5 separate regions of the Homo sapiens genome follow, and all the other regions are linked to region 4. Evidence: chromatin loops called from intact Hi-C (ENCODE). Cell type or tissue: GM12878. All regions are shown on one strand. Region 1 overlaps ADK (adenosine kinase). Region 2 overlaps ADK (adenosine kinase). Region 3 has its middle 87 kb from the start of KAT6B. Region 4 overlaps ADK (adenosine kinase). Region 5 overlaps ADK (adenosine kinase).

Region 1 (5,000 bases), 170 kb before region 4:
TTCTGTTATCTCATAGCATATTTATATATACAAATAATTTTTGCCTTAAGTAGGAAAGAAACAGCTAAAAGATACATAGGTTATTTTGCTTTTTAAAATTTTAGCAAACTATTCTGTGAATCTTTTGTGTGTTTGGGGCTGTTTGTAGAGGAAAATTTCATCAAGCAACATTTTGGGAACATTGGCCTTTTGTACTCTTTCCTAAATAAACAGAAACTTGTACTCCCCAAAATAAAATGTTTCTTTGTATATTGTTACCTGCAAGTTATTGATAATGGAAGGAACACCTTTTCAATCCTTAGTCCCCTTTCCCCCAACACAGCTTTTAGATTGTCGATAAACTTCCCAGCTCAGTAATTAACTGAGCTCAGTCATTGCACCCTGTATCATGTGATTTTTTTTTCCAGTGGAATACATTATTAGAGCACTTACACAGCCAGTCTAGCTGCAGCAGCCCAGGCGGCAACAGCAGTGCCATTTTTCACAAAGAAAATGTTGAACAGGAGCCAAATGTTTGGTGGCAGTCTGTTGCTAGGAAATCAAGGTCCTGAGGCGATTAATGACAAAGCAAGCAATAACAAGAAGGCAGAATTACAGATTTAAAAGAGAAAAAAGTGGTTGGTGTTATAATTACCCAAAGAAATCCGCACTCATTAAATTGGCTGTTTTTATGATTGACTTTAATTGGAGGTTAGCTCAGATATTTAGCTCCTTTCCCACCCCTTTAAACACACACAGGCACATAATCTGTAGAACTGCAGACTTGTTTTTCTAAGCATTGAGAGGAGCTTGCCCTGTAATTTGATCCCCACTGACAGATGCATTTTCTATGCTGCCATTTTGAATTAACCTATTGTAGAACAATTTTCTTCAGCCCTGTTGAATAAAACATCCAGTCTGATTACCTCCGATGGATTTGATAGAGTAAAAGAATGTACTTCTCATTGAAGTAGATTGTTTGCATGGACTCTACTGATTGTGAACTCTGCCAGTAAGCACAATCATTTGTAATAAATTTTCAAAGAAATTTGTGAGGAAAAGGTAATGAGAGTCACCCTTTTATAGTTTAATGTTTGGCACCTCCATCAAAATAATATAATTCTTATAAGACAGTGTTATTTTTCCAGTAAGCTTTTCACGTGGTTTTAGAAAAAATTTCTGAATCTTCATTTGGACTATTCATATATTTAGGAATAGAGTCTTGTATTTACACTCTAAAATGACCATTCTTCCTCCCCAACAACAGTATTTTAGTGCAAGACTCAATATGCAAAGCACTCTATTGCAAAAATATTTTTGGTATGTACAATATTTAAAGTGATTTTAAGATTGGCCTATTTCAGTCTTTGAAGTATTTCCCCCCCCCAAAAATCCCTTATTTAAATTTTTTAGGGTGTGATAAAGCATATTACTAGAAAAGCATCAATCGGTCTTTCAGGTACAATACCAGAGGAACCATCACAGTTTATTTACCTTTCAGAAGCTTTAAAAATAAAGTTACATGATGCCTCTGCTCTCCAGATTTCTAATCAAACCCTGGAACAAAAGAGCCAAGCACATTCTATCTGACAATGCACACACTGCTAATCAGATGCCAATGCCAAGCTGTCTGCTTTGTTAAATACTTAGCTTCCTAGAGGCAGGAAGACAGCTGCTATAAGTATGATGAAATTTTGTAGTTCAATCTATTTTTGCTACCCTTGGGCTACCAAGATACTGTTAATTTAGACCACCCCAATTGGTACATTTTAGGGAGTTTTTTAAAGAGTTTGTAATTAAAATGATAAAACATCGTTATTACATTGAAGACCTTCTGTAAGTTTTACATTTGGCAGATACCTACTGAGATAACCCCAGCATGTAATTTACAATGATGTAATGGTTGTAATTGCATTTTAGAAAAAAAGAACTATAGGAGGCAAGTGCTTCCATTAGAAGAGTTTTTAAATCTGCTTCTGTTTCATTTAAATCTACTTCTATCCCCAAATTACTTACTTATAATTGACTAGAGCAGCTATAAACCTTAAGATGCTATCTGAATATTTTTAAAAAGTTATCACCCCAGACACTGCCACCAGGGGGAGGAAGCTAAAATCTTAAAGTTCTTAACTGATGATGATACTGCCAGTAGGTAGATTATATTGCTTAGCCCTACATAGTTAACTACTTCCTCCAGATAATACCGCCTTTTGGGACATGATTCTCACAACCTGTAATATGTGATACCTGTAGACTTAGCACACTATTAATTGTAAATAAAATGGAAACTTTCGTACTCTGGTGGTTGGGGTCAGGAAGGGGAAAGAGGAAGTACAAATAAGCAACCTGGACATTTTTATTGTTTTTCTCTTATCTGTTAGTCTACTTGAAGAGCTATCCTTGAAAGTGAGTGCTTTAGATCTATGAAACTGGGCAGCTATCATAGCACATCTATTAAGATCTAATAATCACATAATTAATGTAGCAAAATGAATAGACTGTAAGGTAGTTTTCTATTTTTTGTTACTACACTGTGGTTTTGTTTTTAATAAATAGTTTTGGCTTTATTTTAAACAATTAAAAATTCAAAATATTTTTATGACCAAAGCTTGTAGGTTCTATCCCTGGAAAATATTTTATAAATGCAGAAAATAGTTGCTTAGGATTGGAATCCAACTCTGTTTACCATGAACAACTTAAAAGTTGATCTCATAATCTTGCATGTTGTGGAATAATACCACGAAAAAGTTAATTAAAGAATTTAGATGTTTGTTCTCCTGTCTAGAACTCAATAACTTTTAAGTAGTAACTCTCCCTACAGTTTAACTGTTAAACAGTAACTCTTCTGACAGTTTTAGGTTTTATTCTGTGAAGACTCATGATTTTTAATTTTTGCATCTTAATTTTTCAGTTATTTCAGGTATTGAAATTACAAACGACGGGAAAGAAAAGTGGTTGACTAAAAAGGGGATACAAAAGGCAATTTTTAGGGCGATGTACTGTTCTGTATGGTACTGTGGTGGTGGATACATGATACTATGCATTTGTTAAAGCCCAAAGAACTGTACATCACAAAGGGTTAATTTTAATGTATGCAGGTTTTTTAAATGTTAGGGATTTCAGGATAGAATGCAAGCTGTAACAAATGAATCTAATTGTATTACAAATGTATGGCATAACTTCACTGAATGGGTGGGGGAAAAGGAGCTGACCTAAGTAACTTTGGAAAATGGTGTTTTGATTGGACAATGTAAAGCTAAAGACTAAGGAACACTATAGAAACACTCTATTCTAGTTGGTAAATTTGTTTCTCATAACGGTATGGGTGAACAGTTCTGAACCTCTTTACATGTATCCTGGGGTTGAACAAATAAGTAAATGGATGATGAATGGTGGAAGCTAGGTTTCTCACTGTCAGGAAGGGATGTTACAGATAAATAAACAAGAGGGGAGAGCCAGAATGAAACCTGTGGTACTGGATTAGAGTTGGAGATATAAGTATTTACTCATGTTTAGCTTAATATATGCAGATGGATAGATGCAGAAATAATTATAGATGCATGTGTATATGTGGATTAGTATACATGCATATGTTTCCTAGCTGTGTTTACTGAGAAGGCCTAGAAGCAGTGATATCCCAGTAGCCACAAACACATCTAACGCTCACATCCTGGTTTGTAAATCCTATTCTCCAATAAAAGGATCCAGGACTCCTTTTAAATATGACTGATTCTGGGGCTGGTGATGGGAAAATACAACATAAGCATGGAATATCTTGTAGTGCCAGAAGGCAAGAGATTTCTTAAAAATAATAAAGATTAAGCATGCCAAAAGGGACACATGAGCCAATGTGAAAGAACTCCGAGTGGCCGTAGCTGGAATAATTAGAGCAACAAAATAAAACATGTAGCATTGGATTAAGGATAAATTATTGAGTAAATATACATGAGTTCACAGTGTTATGTATAAATTGTATAAATAAGTAAATGGAGGAGAAGAGATAAATCTCCCTGACAGAAGAATTCCAAATAACATATTGCCCCCTCCAGAAGGGGGATCCTACTTCCCTTCTCCTTGAGAGTATGAGCTGGATTGAGTGAGTCATATCCAAAAATTGAGTTTGGAAGACAGCGAAATACTGACTTGACTATTTCCATTGGAGAAAGCTGGTAAACAACTATGTTAACTAAGTGATCAAGGTTAACATCACAAATGGGAAGTCATGCTGATGTGAAGAGGTGGAAACTTCATCTCTCTGATATTCTTTCCCTAAACCTGTAGCCTCAATCTAATCATTAGGAAAACATCAGACAAATCCCAACTGATGGACATTCTACCACATAAGTTGAGCATTCCTGAAAACTGTCAAGGTTGTGAACAATGAAGAAAGACTATGAACATCTCACTGACAAGAAGAGACTACAGAGTCATGACAACTAAATGTTACATAGTTTCCTGGATCAGGTCCAGAATAGAAATAGGATATTAGTGTAAAAACTGGTGAAATCTAAATAAAGTCTTGACTTTAGTCAATAATCCACCAACATTGGTTTCTTGGTTTGGCCAAATGTACCACAGTAATGTAAGATGCTAAGATAGTGACATTAGAACAAATTGGATGAGGGGTACATAGGAAGTCTGTATATTAAACTTGCAATTTTTCTGTATATCTAAGTTCCCAAATATAAAATAAATTTATTTGAGGTTGATCAATGGGCTGACTATATTGACAAGATACTGATAGGTTACATGTTGAAGAAAACATACAATATAAAATAGAGAAAAAGTCAGTTCCATCCCTTCCCACTCCCCCTTTACCTACCTGCTCCCCAGTACTCATCATTGTGATTTAGTCAGAACAGGGTTTAGTGCCAGAGGTCAGGGTGACTGAGGGTGGAGGAGTTGTGAGCAATGGGTTCATGGCTGTCACAATAATGCTGTGGCAATTCTATGGTTTCCCAGCTGGGAGTTAGGAGTGGGGAGGGGGCTGCAGCCTGATGACAGCCAGCTGAAGGAAGAGC
Region 2 (5,000 bases), 320 kb before region 4:
AGCAACATTTAAAGTGTTTAATAGCCACATGTAACTAGTGAGTAATGTATTGGATATTGTGGATATGGAATCATTCCATTATCATAAAAAGTTTTATAGGCTAGTGCTCCTTGGGGTTTATACCTGTGTGTGGAATTGTTGTGTCACTGGGCTTGCACATGTTGCACTTCAGTAGATGTTGCTGAGTTGTTCTTTCCAGTGGTATCTGAGCATTCCCTTTCTCAATTGTCTTGCTAAGAATTGGTATAAACAGAAATTCTAATTTCTGTTTTGTAGGTGTGAACTGTATCTCATTGTGGTTTTAATTGAATTTTGAAAATATATAGTGAGGCTGAGCCTTTTTTCTTATACATGTGTTTACCTTTTACAGTTCTCATCTTGTGATTGCCTCTTAATGTCCTTTACTCATTTTTTCTTTTGAGATATTTTAAATTACTGATTTGCATGAGTTTTTTTTGTATTTTATGGATACAAATTCTTTGATTATATTTGCCATATATCTGTGCCTAGTATGTGACTTGTCTTTCATTTTGTGGTGTCTTTTGCCTCACACAAGTTTTAAAATGAAATGTAATCACATTATCAATTTTTAAAAATGCTTTATCTTCTTATGCCTTATTTAAGAAATTACTTCCTACTCTAAGGTCAGAGTTTCCCATATGTGCTTTGCAGAGGTAGATCTTTCATCTGGTAGTATGTAATTTTTGTGTATGGTGTGAGGTAGAGTTGGAGACTTGAGTTTTTTTGCATATGGATAACCAATTATCTTTGTATAATTTTCTGAAAACTTCATTGCCTTAATAGTTTTTTGTTTGCATGGGGGTCAATTTCTGGGTTCTAATTCTGTTCCATTGGTCTATTTGTCCCTATACCAATGTTTCAGTTGAATTTTCCTTTTTGTCAAAGTACCTATTTTTTTCTTTATTTTTTGTAGAGACAGGGTCTTGCTTTGTTGGGTAGACTGGTCTTGAACATCAAATGATTCTCCTGCCTTGGCTTTCCAAAGTGCTGGGATTACAGTTGTGAGCAACCACACCTGGCCAAATTTTCTTAAAATGAAAATAACAGTGATAATTTAGGTCCAAGCCCTCTTCCCAAAATTGATTTAGCTGATGATAAGCTATAATATTGGAATTTATAATATAAAATACTACAATTTTTTTTTTTTTTTGAGACGGAGTCTTGCTCTGTCACCAGGCTGGAGTGCAGTGGTACAATCTCAGCTCACTGCAACCTCTGCTTCCTGGGTTCAAGCGATTCCCCTGCTTCAGCCTCCTGAGTAGCTAGGACTACAGGTGCGCACCACCACGCCCAGCTAATTGTTTTTATTTTAGTAGAGACGGGGTTTCACCATGTTGGCCAAGATGGTCTCAATCTCCTGACCTCGTGATCCACCTGCCTTGGCCTCCAAAAGTGCTGGCTGAGATTACAGGCGTGAGCCACCGTGCCTGGCCTAGAAAATGATATTATAACCAGCAGATGTGAACAATAACATTTTTTTCTGTGATGATATTTGAGAAAAGCGCAACTTAATTACAAAAGAGTGAAAAACAATCACTTTATCAAAGTCAGAACTTCTATACACTTTCAAGTGGTGAATTGAGCCTCACTTAAAATCTAATTTTCACTTTTAATGCCATTTGTTTTCTTTTGAGATATAACTGATTCATTTACCACCAATTTTTATAAATTGGATTTGTAGTTTGGCCATTGTATGAAAATATTTTTTTAAAAAAGTATATGGGTCATATGGGTAGTAATCAGGCAAATTGGTTTTAGATTTGCAGTACCTGTTCAATTATCTGAGATTTAGGGGATCTAGGGCATGTGAGTAGAGGTTCTATTAGGTTTATAAAGTGCTTGTGATGATAATATAGGTTAAGGACCAAGTACCTGGGAAAGATCAAGGGCATACTAAATAGTTGTTCCTAAAGTAATGGGACAATTGCAGAGAGAGGGATGAGAGAAGGAGACTTAAGGATGATGTGTTGATGTGTATGTATATATAAATGAGACATAAATGACTTTTGGAAGGATTACTAAAGAAAAACAGCAATAGAAGAAGACTAGCCTATGTCCAGCAGCAAAAGGAAGTAGAAGACAGTGAGTCAGATAGTGACCAGTACAGGACGCTAGGTGGTGCCATTAGTCTTAGACTGCTTATTTGAAGTCTCTGGAGGCTCAGTAACCTCAGAATAGAAAGATCGAAAGGCGGCCGGGCACAGTGGCTCACGCCTGTAATCTCAGCACCTTGGGAGGCCGAGGTGGGTGGATCACGAGGTCAGCAATTCAAGACCAGCCCGGCCAACATGATGAAACCCCGTCTCTACTAAAAATACAAAAATTAGCCTGGCGTGGTGGCGGGCACCTGTAATCCCAGCTACTCAGGAGGCTGAGGCAGAGAATTGCTTGAACCGGGGAAGGAGAGGTTGCTGTGATCGGAGATCGCGCCACTGCACTCCAGCCTGGGTGACAGAGCAGGACTCTGCTTCAAAAAAAAGAAAAAAAGAAGAAAAAAAAAGGCACTGCTTGTATAGTAAATGAGCGAATTGTCTTATTGAGTATAACCCATAGTATATTATAGTTCTTGATATTTTCTTCTCCAGTGATCATTTTGAAAAATTTTCTGGAATTTGCATTGTAAAGAAGTTTGTCCACCAAATAAACTGTGTTTTAAAAGTAATAGTTCATTTCTTTCTAATTTTAAAGGTTGTATATAAAAAGGTATTTTCATTTAAAATTCATATTAAAAAAGATAATTGAAATTTTCATATTGAAATTATATAATCAGAAGGAACTTGGTGTTTTAATAAGCTTTAGTGGCCTTTTCCTAGGTCAATGTACAATTCCACTGAATTTTTTTGAAATACATATCCATGGGTTCCACATTGGTGGATTAAACCGTGGAAAGAAAATATTAGGGAAAAAGAAATTGCCTGTGTACAGAGCATGTACACATTTTTCCTTGTCAATATTCCCTAAACAATATGACAAAAGTTTACATACATTTCCATTGTATTAGATATTGTTAGTAATCTAGAGATGATTTAAAGTTTGGGGAGGATGTATGCAGGTTATATGCAAATACAGTTGACCCTCAAACAGCACAGGTTTGAACTGCATGCACCTACTTATATTAGTTTTTTTCCAGTAAATACAGTTGGCCCTCTATATGGGTTGGTTTGGCATCTACAAGCAAAAATGGATGGAAAATACAGTATTCAAGGAATGTGAAAGTTGTGTATATGGAGAGAAGGGCCAACTTTTTGGATCTATGGGTTCAACAGGGCCAACTGTGGTACTTTAGTATGTGTGCATTTTGGTATCCAAGTTGGGTCCTGGATCCCTCAAAGATACTGAGGAATGACTGTATTGAAGATGATTCCTTGATTCCTGTTACATTTTTTTTTAAGATTCCAGATTGGGAATAATTAAGTGCATTATTTGATTTCTGGAGATGAGTTACACCATTAAATTTTTGTTGATATGTGTATCGTGCAGGTGACAGAAACCCTAACTCATACTGGCTTAAGTAAATGGAAATTATTGGATCACATATCTAAAAAGATGTTGGTATGGCTGATTTTAGGTGAAGCTTGATGCAGAGGTTCAAATAATTTTATTTGGACCCTCTTCACCTCATCTTCTAGAGGTAGGGTACTGCCATCAGCTATTGGCTTATATCCTTATTTGTGTGTGTGTGTGTGTGTGTGTGTGTGTGTGTGTGTGTCTGTCTGTCTGTTTTAGTGGCTCTAAAAACAGGTGTAGGATTATGTCATATTAGGCCTCTTTGGCTTGTTTGGGTTCCATATCTACTCTGCAACTGGAGATAGAGTTAACACTGCTGGAAATTTATGGATTAAGAGTGTTGAAGGGATGATTCCCCAAAGAAAATTTGGATCTTATTAGGGAAATAAAGAATGGTTGTAAAATTGCACTTATTTCTTTAAGGAAGTCATCTTAAAGCTGTTTTTCTTTGCCAGGTATGGTGGCTCACACCTGTAATCCCAGCACTTTGGGAGGCTGTGGTGGGAGGTTCACTTGAAGCCAGGAGTTTGAGACCGCTCTGGGCAGCATAATGAGATCCCATTTCTACAAAATATTTAAAAGTTAGCCAGAGATAGTGGCATGAACCTGTAGTTCTAGCTACCCAGGAGACTGAGGCAGGAGGATTGCTTGAGCCCAGGAGTTCGAGGCTGCAGCTCGATTGCGCCACTGCACTCCAGCCTAAGCAACAGAGCAAGTCACCATATCTTTAAGAAACAGCAACACCCCCCAACACATGAAAAACTTTTTTTTTTTTTTGGCTAAGCTGTTCTTACACTATTGATTTTATTTCACTAGAATTTGTTTTTACTTTAATCTCATTTGTGCTACTTATTAGTTGTGTGACTTCTCAGAGTCCATTTCCTCACTGGCAAAATTGTTGATACAACTATTGATATAGTTATGGTGATGATAAAATAAGATAATGTGTGTGAAATACCTAGCCTAGTGCCTGGCATATATTAGATATTACAGAAATGTTAGTCCACTTGTAAGCATGGTTATTACCCAGACATGTTTGGATTTTATCAGTCTTTGCTATATGTTTTAAATTAGCCTATAATCTGTAAGTATCACAGATGTTGTAGAATGATCAATTTTCAGATTATCAGTTTGATTTATTGATTACCGCTTTCAGTGCTGAAAATGACAGTTGGTAGATATTGTCCAATTCATGACTTGCCAGTATTTTTATCCTAGTACTTAATGTGCAGATTTAGCTTCTGTAAGATTTTTACAATTAATCTATGTGGGGAAATATAAATTATCTTTAAGGAGTAGCAGTAAGTGTAGTGAAATTATGATAAATGGTTTTATTGTTTGGGGAAATAATATCAACTGCTTCATGTGTTTGAAGAATAAAAGGAAGTTGGCAGCAAGGGAGAAAGATGAATGATTAAGTATGGCTTAAACTTGTTTTTTAATTAAAGTGCTTCATTGTTGTACACAATATT
Region 3 (5,000 bases), 150 kb after region 4:
AACAACAAATACTCAAATTCAGGTCTCACAATTGTATCATGAGATATGGGAAGAATGAATTTCAGAGGGGTACAAGGAAAATTTTTGGAGTGATAGATGACTTTGAAGTGATTGTGGTGATGGTTTTATGAGTGTATTCATAAGCCAAAACTTACCAAATCATACACTTAATATATGTGCATTTTATTGTATGTCAATCACATGTTAATGAAGCCATTTTTAAAATTACGTATGTGTTGATCATGTAAAATGGTGCAGCCACTTTGGCAAACAGTTGAGCGGTTCCTCAGAAAGCTAAATGTGGAGTTGCCATCTAACCCAGAAATTCCACCTTTCCATATCGGCTCAGAAGAAATAAAAACATATGTGCATACTCAGAAATAAACTCGTGCATGAATCTCCATAATAGCCTTTTTTTTTTTTGAGACGGAGTCTCACTCTGTCACCCAGGCTAGAGTGAAATGGTGCAATCTCGGCTCACTGCAACCTCCGTCTCCTGGGTTCAAGCAATTCTCCTGCCTCAGTCTCCTGAGTAGCTGGGATTACAGGCATGTGCCACCACACCAGGCTACTTTTGCATTTTTAGTAGAGATGGGGTTTCTCCATGTTGGTCAGGCTGGTCTCGAACTTCTGACCTCAGATGATCCACCCGCTTCAGCCTCCCAAAGTGCTGGGATTACAGGCATGAGCCACCATGTCCGGCCTGAATATTTGCTCATTTTAAACATAGGACAAATGTGGTGGCCAGGCATGGTGGCTCACACCTGTAATCACAGCACTGTGGGAGGCCGAGACAGGTGAATTGCTTGAGCCCAGGAGTTCAAGACCAGCCCAGGCAACATGGTGAAACACTGTCTCTACAAAAAATACAAAAATTAGCCAGATGTGGTGGCATGCGCCTGTAGTCCCAGCTACTCAGGAGGCTGAAGTGGGAGGATCACCTGAGCCCAGGAGGTTGAGGCTGCAGTGAGCTGTGATTGCACCAGTACCCTCCAGACTGGGCAACAGATCAAGACTCTGTCTCAAAAAAAAAAAAAAAAAAATACACACACACACACACACACACACACACACACACACACACACACACAGTGATTTTTTTGATGCCATGCTTTTTTTTTTTTTTTTTTTTTTGAGACGGAGTTTCGCTCTTGTTGCCCAGGCTAGAGATCTCAGCTAACTGCAACCTCTGCCTTCCGGGTTCAAGCAATTGTCCTGCCTCAGCCTCCCTAGTAGCTGGGATTACACGCACCTGCCACCATGCCCAGCTAATTTTTTGTATGTTTAGTAGAGACGGGGTTCACCATGTTGGCCAAGCTGGTCTCGATCTCCTGACCTCGGGCAATCGATCCGCCTCAGCCTCCCAAAGTTCTGGGATTACAGGTGTGAGCCACCATGCCCAGCTGATGCCATGCTTTCTTAAAATATCATGTGTAAAAGCTTTTAAATAGTCTATTTACAGTTGCTAAGTAATATTTAAGTTCTCTAAAGTCAACTTGAATGTACAAATTACTTTCAAGTCTTGGACAGTTTTTGCCTGTGAGGACTTCCCCATAATCACTAAGAACCTCAGCCCTACTCTGCCCTTGACCTCAGAGTTTCCTTGCCCTCTTGTCGGATTGCTGCCTTGAGAAAGTTCAGACAGAAGCAAGCTTTCTAATCAAGTGCCACCTAATGGTGTGTCAAAATTTGGCTGCCTCAAGTCTTAAATGCACAAATGAATTTTACTGAGTTTGAGGCCAGAATCAAGGACTTATGGTTAGAGGCTGAATGCATGATGGCTGTGTGAATTTGGGGCCTGATGGTGTCTGGCAGTTCATTTTTTCCAAAAGGATGGAGCTGTCTTCTATTTCCTCTTAAATGGAAAAAATTGGCCAGGCAAGTTGGCTCATGCCAGTAATCCCAACACTTTGGCTGGAGGATTGCTTGAGCCCAGGAATTCAAGACTAGCCTGGGCAACATAGGGAGACCCCATCTCTACAAAAAATACAAAAATTAGCCAGGCGTGGTGGCATGTGCCTGTATTAGTCCTAGCTCCTTGGGAGGCTGAGGTGGGAGGGTCTCTTGAGCTTGGAAGGAAGAGGTTGCAGTGAGCCGTGATAAGGAAGAGGTTGCAGTGAGCCGTGATTGCACCACTGCACTCCAGATGGGTGACAGAGGGAAATCCTGTCTCAAAAATAAAATAAAAACATAAAGGGAAAAAAATTATCCTAAAATATTCTATATGGAAAACAAAGAGATAAAAGCTCTGACAGGCATAATGGTCCCACAAAGATCCATGTCCCAATCCCTGCAACCTGTAAGTACATTATGTAACATGCAAAAGGGCCATTGCAGATGTAATTAAGGTGACAGTTCTTAAAATACAGAGATTATTCTGGGTGATCCAGTGAGCCCAGTCTAATCATGTGAGCCTTTAAAAGCAGAGAACTTTCTCCTGCAGGAGGCAGGAGAGATAAGGCAGAAGTCAGAGAGATTCAACGCTTGAGAAGGAGTTAGTGAGCCTTTGCTGGCTTTGAAGGTGAAGGGGCAACGTGACCAGGCGCACAGGAAACCTCAAGAGGCTCAAGGCCAACAGAAAGGAAACGGGACCTCAGCCCTAGCACCACAAGGAGCTGAATTTGACCAACAGCCTGAATAAGCTTGTTAGCAGTTTCCTTCCCAGAGCCTCCAGGAAGTAACAAAGCCCTGCTGCCACCTTGATTTCAGCATTTAGAGACCCTAAGGACAGTACCTTGCCAAGCCCACCCACCAGACTTCTGACTACAGAACTGTGAGAGGCCAGGCGCGGTGGCTCACGTCTGTAACCCCCACATTTTGGGAGGACAAAGCGGGGGAGTAACTTGAGGTCAGGAGTTTGAAACCAGCCTGGGCAACCTGTCTCTATTTATAAAAATCGTTTGTGCGTGTAGAACTGTGAGATAATAAATGGGTGCTGTTTTAAGCTACTAAGTTTGTGGCAATCTGTTACACAGCAATAGAAAACTAATATATGAGCTGCTTGCAAGTAGAGACCCCATGTACTTAAAAGGTTCTCAGATAAGTAAGAGGAATGATTCTTAAATTTTAAAGTTGGGGCTGGGCACGGTGGCTCACATCTGTAATTCCAGCACTTTGGAAGGCTGAGGGAGACAGATCACTTGAGCCCAGAGGTTCAAGACCAGCCTGGCCAACATGGCTAAACCCCGTCTCTGCAAAAAATACAAAAATTAGCCAGGCGTGGTGGTGTACACCTGTAACCTCAGCTACTCTGGGGGCTGAGGCAGGAGGATTGGTTGAACCCCAGAGGCAGAGGTCGCAGTGAGCCAAGATTGCACCACTGCACTCCAGCCTGGGCGACAGAGTGAGAACTGGTCTTGAAAAAAAAAAAATTGGAAGACACATTTAGGGATATAAATAAAAACATGATGGGAGGTATTATATTAGATCACAGAATCAGGACTTTGGGGCTCACATGTTGGCCCTGATGTTGCACTCTGCCGTGGACATGGAACTGGCCTGACAGATTCAGCTATAGTTATAGAAATTCAGAAAGACACAAAGGCTGAAGACAAGTGGGAGATATGGAGCTCTTATTTGTGTCGGCTATCTGCAGGTTCTGTGAGACGGGAACAGTAATGGTGCTGTGTTTTGCCCTCAGCTTGCTGTCACTGGAGTTTTCTACCTACCTTGTACAAAGCCAATCCGTTATCCCCTGCCTCGCAGCATCAGTCCAGTCCTGCACTCGCCAGGAGTATCAAACAGCTGGAAGATGAGGGCACACTTTTCCTCCCTGGGAAAAAAGTCAGTCCTTTCAAGAAGTGAACATACAAGGCCGCTGGTCCCCTTTGAGGGGACAGGACCAAAACAAGAAAGTCATGTCTTGTCATCTGGTGTCTTGTTGTGTAAACCTCCATTCTATCCCATTTCCATAAATTCTTTCAAAGGTTTGAGATGTAGGACAACTGGGGCCTTTTCTCAGTTCGAGTCTTCTAGTTTGAACATTATAATTTAATGTGATTGTTAAGGAGTAAGAATGAAACAATTCCAATGCTACATAAAATAGAGAAATAACGGAAAGTTTCCAGTTTACTTCACAAGCTAACATAACCCTTCCACCAAAACCAGATACATGCACACGTGCGCAAACACACACACACACACACACACACACACCTCAAGCCAGACAGCTTAGTCTCACTTAGGCTATTTATATGGAATTTATAAACACACATCCTAAATGGAATACTAGCAAATTTAATTCATTAGTACAATATACTAAAATAATATTTCATACCCAAGCAGAACCTGTTCCAGAAATGCAAGGATGATCAATATTTTAGAAATGATCAATAGTATATATAGACCGTGTCTGTTTTGTACACTAGTATGGTCCTTGTGTCTGGCACAGTGCCTGGCACACAGTAGCATATAAGTATTTGTTGAGTGACTGAATATTACTATTAATAAGCAGTTCGAAAATAAAATAAGAAGAAAAAGATCTGATGCAAGTACAAATTATAGCAAATATACACGTGTTTGTGTGTTATGTATGTATACACACATCATACATATTCCATACATATACATCTATGTATACATGTATATATGTGTATATGTGTATATATGTATGCATATATACATAAATACATATACATGTGTATATGCATACATATGTGTATATACACATGTGTGCATGCATACGTGTATGTATGTGTATATATGCATATGCACATACATGTGTGCATATGTGTGTATATACATATGTACATGCACATATACATGCATGCACACGCATGTATATGTGTGTATATGCACACACACATATTTCACCCAAGAATAAACTTTTAAAAATGTATATAAGATCTGAATGAAGAATAGAGCAAAAGTTTGCCAAGGTACATAACAGAAGATAAATAAATGCGCAACATGTCACATACCTGTGTGAGAAAAGGCAATAATAAAAGATGTCAGTTCTTTTCAAACTAATTAATAAATGAAATGCAGTGTCCATTAAAATC
Region 4 (5,000 bases):
GCATGTCTCAAATTCCTGGACACAAGCAATCCTCCCACCTCAGCCTCCCAAAATGTTGGGATTACAGGCATGAGCCACTGCACCTGGCCACTTTGAAGTTTTTATTAACATAATTTGAATGTGAAATTACCTGAGTTTTTCTTGTTAACCTCATGTATAAAATGTGGGATAGGGAATCCAGGCACTGCTTACTTAGCTTGGTGCCTCTGGCTCTCATAAGACTTTTAATAAAGGTGTCAACCAGGTTTGTAGTCATCTTGCTGCTCAGCTAGGGGAGGATCTTCTTCCAAGCCCACTCATGTCCGGTCACAGCCCTCAGATCCTCACTGGTTATTGATCATGCACCACTCCATAGTCCTCACAACATTGCAACTTATTTCTCCTAGAGCGAGGGCTCAGAGAGAGAAGGCTTGTGATCAAGAAGATGAACAAAACATACCATCACTTTTGTCATATATTTGTTAAAGCAAGTCACTAGGTCTAGAGCACATTCAAGGGGAGGAGAATGTACAAGGATTTGAATACCAGGTTCAAGGATCATTGAAAACCATTTTGAAGACTGCCTCCTACACATATAATCCACAGATGGGACAGATCATTAAAGTACTCTAGGTGCTCTGACACTCATTTGTTTATCCTGAGATCTTAACAAGAACTTGAATTCAATAGGCAAAATGATTTCAGTTTCACATAAAGTATTTCATTTATTCCTAGCAACAATGCAACGAAATAGGTATGGTTAACCCCAATGTTATTGATGAAGAAATTGATGTACTGAGTGACTGGCTCAAGATTACATAGCAAATAATTTGTAAAACTGGGACCTTAGTGTAGGCCTTTTGATTCTAGACCCTGTACTCTTTCCATTGGCTATAATTGCTTCCTACCAGTACTATGTTGCACTTAAAGCCATTCAAGGAGAATATTATACCTCTAAATTTATATACAATTATATGAATTTTTATTATACAGAGATTTTTATACATATATGTAGAGAAAGACAGACACCCCCCTGTCTTAATCTCTAACCTATACCACTCCGTTTAGGAGTTATAGTATTATTGAGTCAAAGTCTAATATCATTATAAGGCCTGTAACAGCTGTAGCAATGACACACATGTACACAGATGCTAGCAGCCTAAAACTACACTTAGGAGGTAAATGTTTGTTGCATGGAGAGATGAAGAAGCAAAGTAAGAAAACAGACCTGGTCTGGTGGCTCCATTCCCCCTTGGCTTGTCAGTATACAGAAATCATTGTGTTTCTATATAACTAGTAACAAATAATTGGAATTGCAGTGAGTATGGGCAAGTTATGGTTTTAGTTTAATATTGATTATAGATAATTCTACTTTATAAGTAAGAACTTGTGTTATCAGATGAAATATAGAGAAAGTTTTCTCCTCCATAGTTGTCTTTCATATACGCAAACATGCACTTGAGTTTCTTTCCTTTCCTGCATAATCTGAGGATTGTGCTTTTTAATAGTGGCTTGCTGATCCCTTTAAATAGCTCTTAATGTAAGTATTCCATAGTTTTCATTAATCTGATTAACATAGTTTTTCCCTAACCTCCATTCAAAAACTATATTTGGTTGTTGTTTTACCCTGGTTGCTGAAGCAGCAAGCCTACTGCAAAACCTAAGTGGTGTGGTATAGATGAGAGTCTAAGACTTTAATTATATGTCATTTTATTCACAACACTCAATTCCAGGAAGGAAAAAATGGGTCTGTTTTTGTAAAGGACATATTATGTGAGTATCATTCATTGTAAACCAAAAATGATACTGTATTATAGCATAGACAACAATGAGAACTGATTCTGAAAATGTGACCTGACTGAGAAACTGAGTAATAGTGAAAGTTATCAAAATGGAAAAAAAGCGTTAATGTGAAATCCAGCCTTCTCAGAAATACTCTTTCCTGGCCTGTTTAGTTTTGCTTTTGTTGCTTGTCATGCATGAATGAAAGTGCTGTACTCTCAGGGGAGCAGGAAAGCCTCTGTGTCGGTTGTTTATTTCCTTAATCCCTCCTCCTTTGTGATTTTTGATGTCAGATCTAAAATGGAAAGCCTGTAAATATAATGATTATCACACGGATAATCACCTGCATTAGGAACCGCCCTGCTTTTCTATTCTAACCCGAGCTGTTCTCCACATGTCACATCCACTCTGTGGTTGGATTTTAACCTGACTGCTTCATTAGATTTGTGAAACTCAGTACGAGGCGCCCTGGGGCAGCACAGATGGGGACTTGCTTGTTTTCTTTTCTCACTTTTACTGCAAAGGCACACTAAAAAGTCCTTTTCAATTTAGTGCGATCAGTTCACTTGGAATTATCTCTGATATTTGGAACCTGTCTTGCTCTTCTGCCCACCAACTATGCCTATTCTTTCTTCCTTACTTTCTGACCTAATGTCTTTTCTTTCTGCCTCTGCATGTCATGAATCTGACAACTAAAATTCTGCTTACAATTCTTACTGGGTCAAACTGTTCCCCCGTGTTGTTTTGTTTGTTTTGCTGACAGGGAAAAATAAATGTTGTTCCATCATTGTACCTACAAACACCTTCAGATCAGAGGTTAGCTGTGGGAAAGTCTGCAGTGATATGAGCCAGCTGCCTTCTCTAATGGAGTGACTTGGGGCACCAGTCCAAGATCAGAGGAAGGTGGGAGGAAGTCAGAAGATAAGATCATTTTAAGCCACAGAACAACAAGCTTAGCTTTTCTAGTGATAGGGCACAGCTCAGCAAACCTGTGTGAGGGGGCACTAAGACAAAAAATTGAGTTGACTTTTTTTAAGTACATCTTTCCTCAGTCAGAAATATGTTGATGCTTGAAATAGTTTACAGACATGGAAGTGTCCTAGGGCCTGGTTTCCTTAAAAGATAATGATTTGACATTTATATATGTGTCTTCTTGCAGTTAGTCAGCTCCATACCATAACAGATCACAGTTAATTTTTAAAAATAATTTTTTTGGGCTGGGCATAGTAACTCATACCTGTAATCCCAGAACTTTGGAAGGCCAAGGCAGGTGGATCACCTGAGGTCAGGAGTTCGAGACCAGCCTGATCAATATGGTGAAACCCCCATCTCTGCTAAAAATACAAAATTAGCTGGGCATGGTGGCACACACCTGTAGTTCCAGCTACTCGGGAGGCTGAGGCAGGAGAATACCTTTAACCCAGGAGGCGGAGGTTGCAATGAGCTGAGATCGCACCACTGCACTCCAGCCAGGGCTACAAGAGCAAAGCTCTGTCTCAAAAAAAAAAAAAAATATATATGTATATATATACACACACACATATTTATATACACATATATATACATATACACACACATAAATTTTTTACAGTTAATTTCTTATATTTGAGCAAAACTGGACATTAAAAAAATTTTACTGTATGTGAATTTTGAGCATTTATGGCTTAGTGCAATTTTAGTCCTACACATTCTTCCTTTGAACTTTGTCTTACAGTCCCCTGGGGTTCTCTCATGTCTCTGATGAAGTTCCATATAAATAAGTGGTTCTAGTATAGCTTTTTTGTTGTCTTTTTCATATAAGAATTTGCTTGGTTCAGAGTGACAGCTTGGGAAGCACTACATCAATAGCTTTTGAACCTTTTCCTATTCCTTGATATCACCGCCAGCAAATGTTACTGACTATGTGATGTACAAAGTTCTAACCTTGCTTGCACAAATTGACCAGTTGTCAAGATCAATATTTATTTGCTTATTTTTGTCTACATGAACTAAGGGTAACTTGGTCAGGCTTATGTTTCTCTAGTAAATAGCGTAAGGAGTTGTACTTTCAACTTAACACTTCCTGTTGACTTCAGTGTTTAGCTGTAATCATACATTTTGACCTTTCTAAATCCTCAAAATGGTTCTCTAACCTATATGTTATTAGTACATTGGACCATAGGTGCATACATGTATTTTTTTCCCAATGTTTTCCCAAATTTCTGCTGAAGACACTGACTGTACTTTCTGCCTTACATGGCTTGATGCTACAGTCGTTTTAGTTGAGTTGGATCTGCTCACTACTCAGGCTCAAATCCCATCCTTCTATTAATATCTCTTGGCAAAGATAATTTTGGAAGAATGTGAGTTAAGATGTAGAGACTCTTGACAGTTGTCTGCAGTTTTTTTTTTTTTTCATTTTCAAGAGGGAAGTAGAGTTGAAAAGTAATATTGCCTCCCTTTTCTATCTGTCCTAAAATTAAAGTATAAGCACAAAGAGTGAAGAAAGGGAAAGGATTTGATTACACATATGTATTTTTGTCATTTAGTAACCTGTTATAAGAGCCTTAGGGTATATAATAATCATTAGATTGTGTCCTTAAGATATTTAAAATCTAGAAGAACTTTGCATATTAAAATTTTTTAACCATACATATTTTTAATGCTCAACTGTTTTTACCCTGTCATCTTATATTAAAGAGGATTTTTGGACTGTTTATTATAAAAAATTTCAAACAAAAAAGGAGACATTGGACCCCTACATAGCACATACATCTAGATTTAACACTTGTTAACATTTTGCCACTTTTGCTTCATTTTAATTTTTTTCTGCAGTATTCTAAAATAAATTACATATATCATGACATTTCATTTCTAAATACCTCAGGATTCATCTTAAGAATTAAGGACTTTTAAAATCAAACTGATAATTCCTAATATTACCTAATTTTCATTTCAGATTCAAATTTCTCCCCTTGTCCCAAAAATGTCTTTTATAGCTGGTTTGTATAAACCAATTAAGGTTTATACATTGTTCTTGGTCATTTTCCCTTTTCTACTTTACATTACATTGACTTGTTAAAAACATTAAGCTAGTTGTCCTACAGAATGTCCTACCCTATGAATGTTTTCAGTTGCTTTCTCTGTGTATACTTTAACTTGTTCCCCTATCCTCTGTATTTCTTATAGACTGCAAGTTACTGGACTAAAGTTTTGATTAATTCATATTAAAGTATTTAGGTTAGAATACTTTATAGGTG
Region 5 (5,000 bases), 92 kb after region 4:
CTGTTGTCCTGCTGTGCTTTGTCACAGCAGGTCTACCTTTTCATTTGGAACCCTCTTTGTCACTGCCATAGTAACAAATGGAAACATTGAGAACATTTTGTGACAGGCACTGTCATTGTTCCCAGTGAAATCTCTTCCCCTGTGTCTTCCCAGTAAATGAAACTGAGAAGAAAAATCATAACAAATAACATGAAAGAGGACCTAATCAATATGTTCCCACTGGGCTGTCAATACCAGCCTGTGTTAATCTAATATGATTTAGTCATATGTTTTATGGCAGCTGTGGGAATATGGACAGGACCTACAAATCATCTTTAGACTGAAAGTGAGTACACCTTTGACAGATTATGTGTAGGCACTTATATACAACTCTCAGATAAAAGACTAGAGACTTCACCCAAGAACCAACATTCTTAGAATTAAAAAAAAAAAAAAACACCTTCATTAAGTATGGTTAAAAGCCACGTATAGATTAGAAGATTTTACTTTGTTGGTTTTTTTTGTTTTGTTTTCGTTTTTGTTTTGAGATGGAGTCTTGCTCTGTCGCCCAGGCTGGAGTGCAGTGACAGAATCTCGGCTCACTACAACCTCTGCCTTTCAGGTTCAAGTGATTCTCCTGCCTCAGCCTCCCAAATAGCTAGAATTACAGGCATCCGCCATCACGCCTGGCTAATTTTTGTATTTTTAGTAGAGATGGAGTTTTGCCATGTTGGCCAGGCTGGTCTCGAACTCCTGACCTCAGGTGATCCACCTGCCTCAGCCTCCCAAAGTGCTGGATTTACAGGTATGAGCCACTGCACCTGGCCAGAATATTTTATTTGGAATGATAATAAAGTAACTGTGCTGACTCATAATACTTTTTTTGGAGGGGGAGATGGGGTCTCACTCTGTCACCTAGGCTGGAGTGCAACAGCACAATCATAGCTCACTGCAGCCTCAAACTCCTGGGCTCAAGCCATCCTCCCACCTCAGTCTCCCGAGTAGCTGGGACTACAGGGTTTTTAAAAAATGTTTTTGTAGAGACAGAGTCTCACTCTGTTACCCAGTCTGGTCTTAAACTCTTGGCCTCAAGCAGTCCTCCTGCCTAGGACTCCCAAAGTGCTGGATTACAATTGATTAAAATGACAATTCATTTGGGATTACAGACATGAGCCACCACCCCCAGCCAGAATACTCTTTATTTTAAAAATCCTCACAACAGCTTCAGCAGAGAAAATGTATTACCCTTAAAAATATTACCTATAATATGCAAATGACTCTGAAAACCACTCAGCAATCACAATGCAAATAATTCTCCTATTTCCCATCTAATAAAAAGGAACACTAATTACATTCTCTAGGCTGGGAGCAGTGGCTCACACCTGTAATCCCAGCACTTTGGGAGGCCAAGGCAGGTGGACAGCTTGAGCTCGGCAGTTCAAGACCAGCCTGGACAACGTGGCAAAACCCCATTTCTACCAAAAATAAAAAAATTAGCTGGGCATGGTGGCATAAGCCTGTGGTTCCAGCTACTCCGGAGGCTGAGGTGGGAGGATTGCTGGAGCCTGGGAGGTCGAAGCTGCAGTGAGCTGTGATTGCACCCCTGCACTCCAGGCTGGGTGACAGAGCAAGACCCTGTCTCAAAAACAAACAAAAAACAATTTCATTCTCTAATTCATGTTTAGAAAAGAACATTGGTTTACAAAAAATTTTTAAAGAGTTTTTTCAGAACAAGGATGCCACTTCCTCTTCATGTGGCACCTATCTATACTTCTGAGAACCATGAAGACTCTCTAATTATCTTCATATTTTCTATCCTCACCTTGTTTCTTTGGTCCCAAACATTTATAGCTTCCTTCCCCATTCTTCTTAATTGCTGCTTCATTGTGCTATGCATAGAAGTGGTGCAGAATTCTTGGGATTTGTTTTTTCTACACTACCCCCTTCCTTTGCTCTCCATCTCAGAAGACTAGAAGACAACTTGGTAAGTGTTGAATATATTGTTTCTCAGACTTCTTCACTCAAAAACCAAAACCTTCATATGACCCACATCTGCTGAGGATTTACTTGATGGTGACCAAGATGACAGCTGCCCACTGCTAAACAACCCAATGTCAACAACTCTTTTTCTTGTCTTTCTGCTCTAATGGGACATCTTCTCTGTTTTATTTCTTGAACAGAAATTTTTCTTAAAACCATCAAATGAACAGTGAAATTGGCTTGGTCATTAGGAATATGAAACAGACCAGGCATGGTGGCTCACACCTGTAATCCCAACACTTTGGGAGGCAGAGGCAGGAGGATCACATGAGGCCGGGATTTCAAGACCAGCCTGCACAGCACAGTGAGACCCCAGTCTCTACAAAAAAAAAAAAAAAAAAAAAAAAAAATAGCCAGGCAGGGTGGCATGTGCCTGTAGTCCCAACTACTCAAGAAGCTGAGGTGGGAGGATAGCTTGAGCCCAAAAGGTTGAGGCTGCAGTGAGCTGAGGTCACGCCACTGCACTACAGTCTGGGCAACAGGGGGAGACCCTGTCTCTACAAAAAAAAAAAAAAAAAGGATATGAAACATTCACCACAGATAGTAGTTCAGGTTCATGCAACAGAAAGCAAGAGAGAGCTATACCCTTGCACAGTGATAGGATGCTTTATTACATGCCACACTAGTGTTATACATCCAGAGTCTTAGTCAAGCTGAAGCTAGACCAGCACCAAATTTCATAAACACTGTCTATGATTATTTGAGCCTTCGTTAGTTAAAAAAATGTAAAGATTATCCTCTCCAGCCATGATTTAAAAAAAGAGAGAGAGAAATCACTTTGTTCATGTGAAATACAGGATGATTTTAGAGTGAAGCCTGTAATTTCTCATCAACGCAAATGTTCCCTCAAAGACCTAATATCCTGAATGGCCTTCATCTAGAAGCAATTGTAAATAGATAATGGAATTGAAAGGAGTTTATCTTCTGGGAATGTGGATAAGACACAGACAGTCTGAACCATGTAGGCTATCAGACTCCAAAGCTCAGATGTGAAACTTAGGTTTCTTATATTTGATGATTATTGAGAAATATTTATTCTAAGAAAATGATGTTGATATGGAAATTTTTATTTAGTTGCAGAGGTCCACAGGAAATGTAGTAAGTAAAATTTCTGAAGTTCATTTTCTTAAACAGAATTGTGACATAACAAAATATATGTGTGTTAGTTCCCTGACCTAGAATATTGGTGAGCCAATTGGAAGTAATTTGAATCCTAAAATTCTCTCAGCTGCTATTAAATGAATCTGGTCAATTTTACCTGTCTGATACATCCAACATGTATCAGTTAGCTTTTACTGCATAACTAACCACTTTCAAAACCTAGTTACCTAAAATAACAACTCATTTATTTAGCTCCACAAATCTGTGGGTTGACAGCTGGGCCTGTGCTTACCTGGACAGTTCCTCTGGCCTTAGAGTGTTGAGAGATTAAGTAATTTGCCCAAGGTCATATTGAAAGCTAAGATTCAAACTCAAAATTTGGCCTCAAAGTTCTTAGCCCTAGCCATTTTGCTATACTCCCTTTTATTACTACAACATCTTAGCTTCCTCTCTAAAGGAGGAGAAATAGCCAAAGTGGTTTTATAAACACTGGTCTGTCGACTGGTACCAGTCTATGACATAAGAGTTTTCATCAGTCAGTATCAAAATGTAAAAAGGCAGGGGCAAGAAAGTAAATTTCCATAAAACTAAATGTATTCAGTTTTAAATCTTGCCCTTCCTACTTTGAGGGAGTTCAGTTTTCTTTCTTTATGAATAATGTTGGTAATAGTGGATTTTTTAAAAATGTTCTTATCTAGCAGAATTAAAGTTTGCCAGCTCTGTGTTTATCCCTAAAATCTTTTGGGCAAGTTTCAATGTTCTGTGAAATCCCAAAGTCTGGGATTCACTGATCAACCATATTTTTTCATAAATTCTACAAAATTATTTGGCCTTTTTTTTTTAATGCCAGTAAAAAATTACTGATGACGTGAATGCCATTCATGTTGGGCTTTTCTAATATCTGGCCCACTTCTTCATATAAAGAAGATGAGTATAGGCCAGGCGCAGGGGCTCACACCTGTAATCCCAGCACTTTGGGAGGCTGAGACAGGTGGATCACTTGAGGTCAGGAGTTCGAGACCAGCCTGACCAACATGATGAAACCCTATCTCTACTAAAATACAAAAATTAGCAAGGTGTGGTGGTGGGTGCCTATAATCCCAGCTACTCAGGCTGAGGCTGGAGAATCGCTTGAACCCAGGAGGCGGAGGTTGCAGTGAGCTGGGATGGCACCACCACACTCTAGCCTGGGCGACACAGCAAGACTCCATCCCAAAAAACAAAATAAAAAGTAAAGAAGACAAGTATAGAACTGTAAGTTCTATACTTACTGTAAACAGATGAGTACAGGCCGGGCACGGTGGCTCACGCCTGTAATCCCAGCACTTTGGGAGGCCAAGACGGGCAGATCACGAGGTCAGGAGATCGAGACCATCCTGGCTAACAAGGTGAAACCCCGTCTCTACTAAAAATACAAAAAAATTAGCTGAGTGTGGTGGCAGACGCCTGTAGTCCCAGCTACTCGGGAGGCTGAGGCAGGAGAATGGCGTGAACCTGGGAGGCAGAGCTTGCAGTGAGCCGAGATCGCACCACTGCACTCCAGCCTGGGCGACAGAGCAAGACTCCATCTCAAGAAAAAAAAAAAAAAAATGATGAGTACAGAGCAATAAGTATAATATGATGTGATTTGTATTTTGTTAAAAATGGTCTTATGTGTGTATGTTGTAGGTATACTTATAAAAGCATATAAAAGTTCCAGGAAGAAACACTCCAAACAGCTAACAGTGGATGTACTGGGAGGTGGCTGAATGAAATAATCACTTTCTACTCTGTATGTCTGAATTTTTTTTTTTTTACAATGTGCCCTTATTGGCTTTGTAATTAGTGTAATCTTTAAATAAATAAAATCACATGTGTGTAGCACTGATGCAGAGCCTAGC

Evidence for each region. A loop is a pair of places that touch in the nucleus more often than their neighbours do. Peaks named below come from ENCODE experiments on the same cell type or tissue, not always from the same donor. Only the 100,000 strongest peaks of a DNase experiment are listed, where the experiment ranks them.
Region 1: it touches region 4 in a loop (2.0-fold over the local background); 4 of 110 quality-filtered maps call a loop at or near these places.
Region 2: it touches region 4 in a loop (4-fold over the local background); 4 of 110 quality-filtered maps call a loop at or near these places.
Region 3: a loop joins it to region 4, with 6 times the contacts of the local background. A loop is called at or near these places in 5 of 110 quality-filtered maps.
Region 5: it touches region 4 in a loop (4-fold over the local background); 2 of 110 quality-filtered maps call a loop at or near these places.

The regions. Positions count from the first base shown.
Region 1 is chr10:74,417,966-74,422,965 of GRCh38, forward strand. All of the region lies in intron 6 of ADK (adenosine kinase), which reads left to right. Among named protein-coding and RNA genes, the nearest start is that of ADK-AS1, 110 kb to the right of the region's middle. RefSeq lists an enhancer at 42-1,277. In GM12878, a CTCF peak has its summit at 2,083 (motif pointing right); a DNase peak (open chromatin) is centred at 2,246.
Region 2 is chr10:74,264,064-74,269,063 of GRCh38, forward strand. All of the region lies in intron 3 of ADK (adenosine kinase), which reads left to right. Among named protein-coding and RNA genes, the nearest start is that of ADK, 120 kb to the left of the region's middle. In GM12878, a CTCF peak has its summit at 2,140 (motif pointing right); a DNase peak (open chromatin) is centred at 2,138.
Region 3 is chr10:74,736,628-74,741,627 of GRCh38, forward strand. No RefSeq gene overlaps it. Among named protein-coding and RNA genes, the nearest start is that of KAT6B, 87 kb to the right of the region's middle. RefSeq lists an enhancer at 2,694-2,783. In GM12878, CTCF peaks have their summits at 1,673 (motif pointing left) and 2,439; DNase peaks (open chromatin) are centred at 1,624 and 2,594; H3K4me3 peaks cover 297 bases; H3K27ac peaks cover 1,966 bases.
Region 4 is chr10:74,583,596-74,588,595 of GRCh38, forward strand. The region is part of intron 7 of ADK (adenosine kinase); the gene reads left to right. Among named protein-coding and RNA genes, the nearest start is that of ADK-AS1, 57 kb to the left of the region's middle. RefSeq lists an enhancer at 1,929-2,098. In GM12878, no CTCF peak of the experiment used is centred here; DNase peaks (open chromatin) are centred at 1,926 and 2,616; H3K4me3 peaks cover 1,387 bases; H3K27ac peaks cover 2,985 bases.
Region 5 is chr10:74,675,624-74,680,623 of GRCh38, forward strand. All of the region lies in intron 10 of ADK (adenosine kinase), which reads left to right. Among named protein-coding and RNA genes, the nearest start is that of KAT6B, 150 kb to the right of the region's middle. In GM12878, no CTCF peak of the experiment used is centred here; a DNase peak (open chromatin) is centred at 2,568; H3K4me3 peaks cover 367 bases; H3K27ac peaks cover 2,863 bases.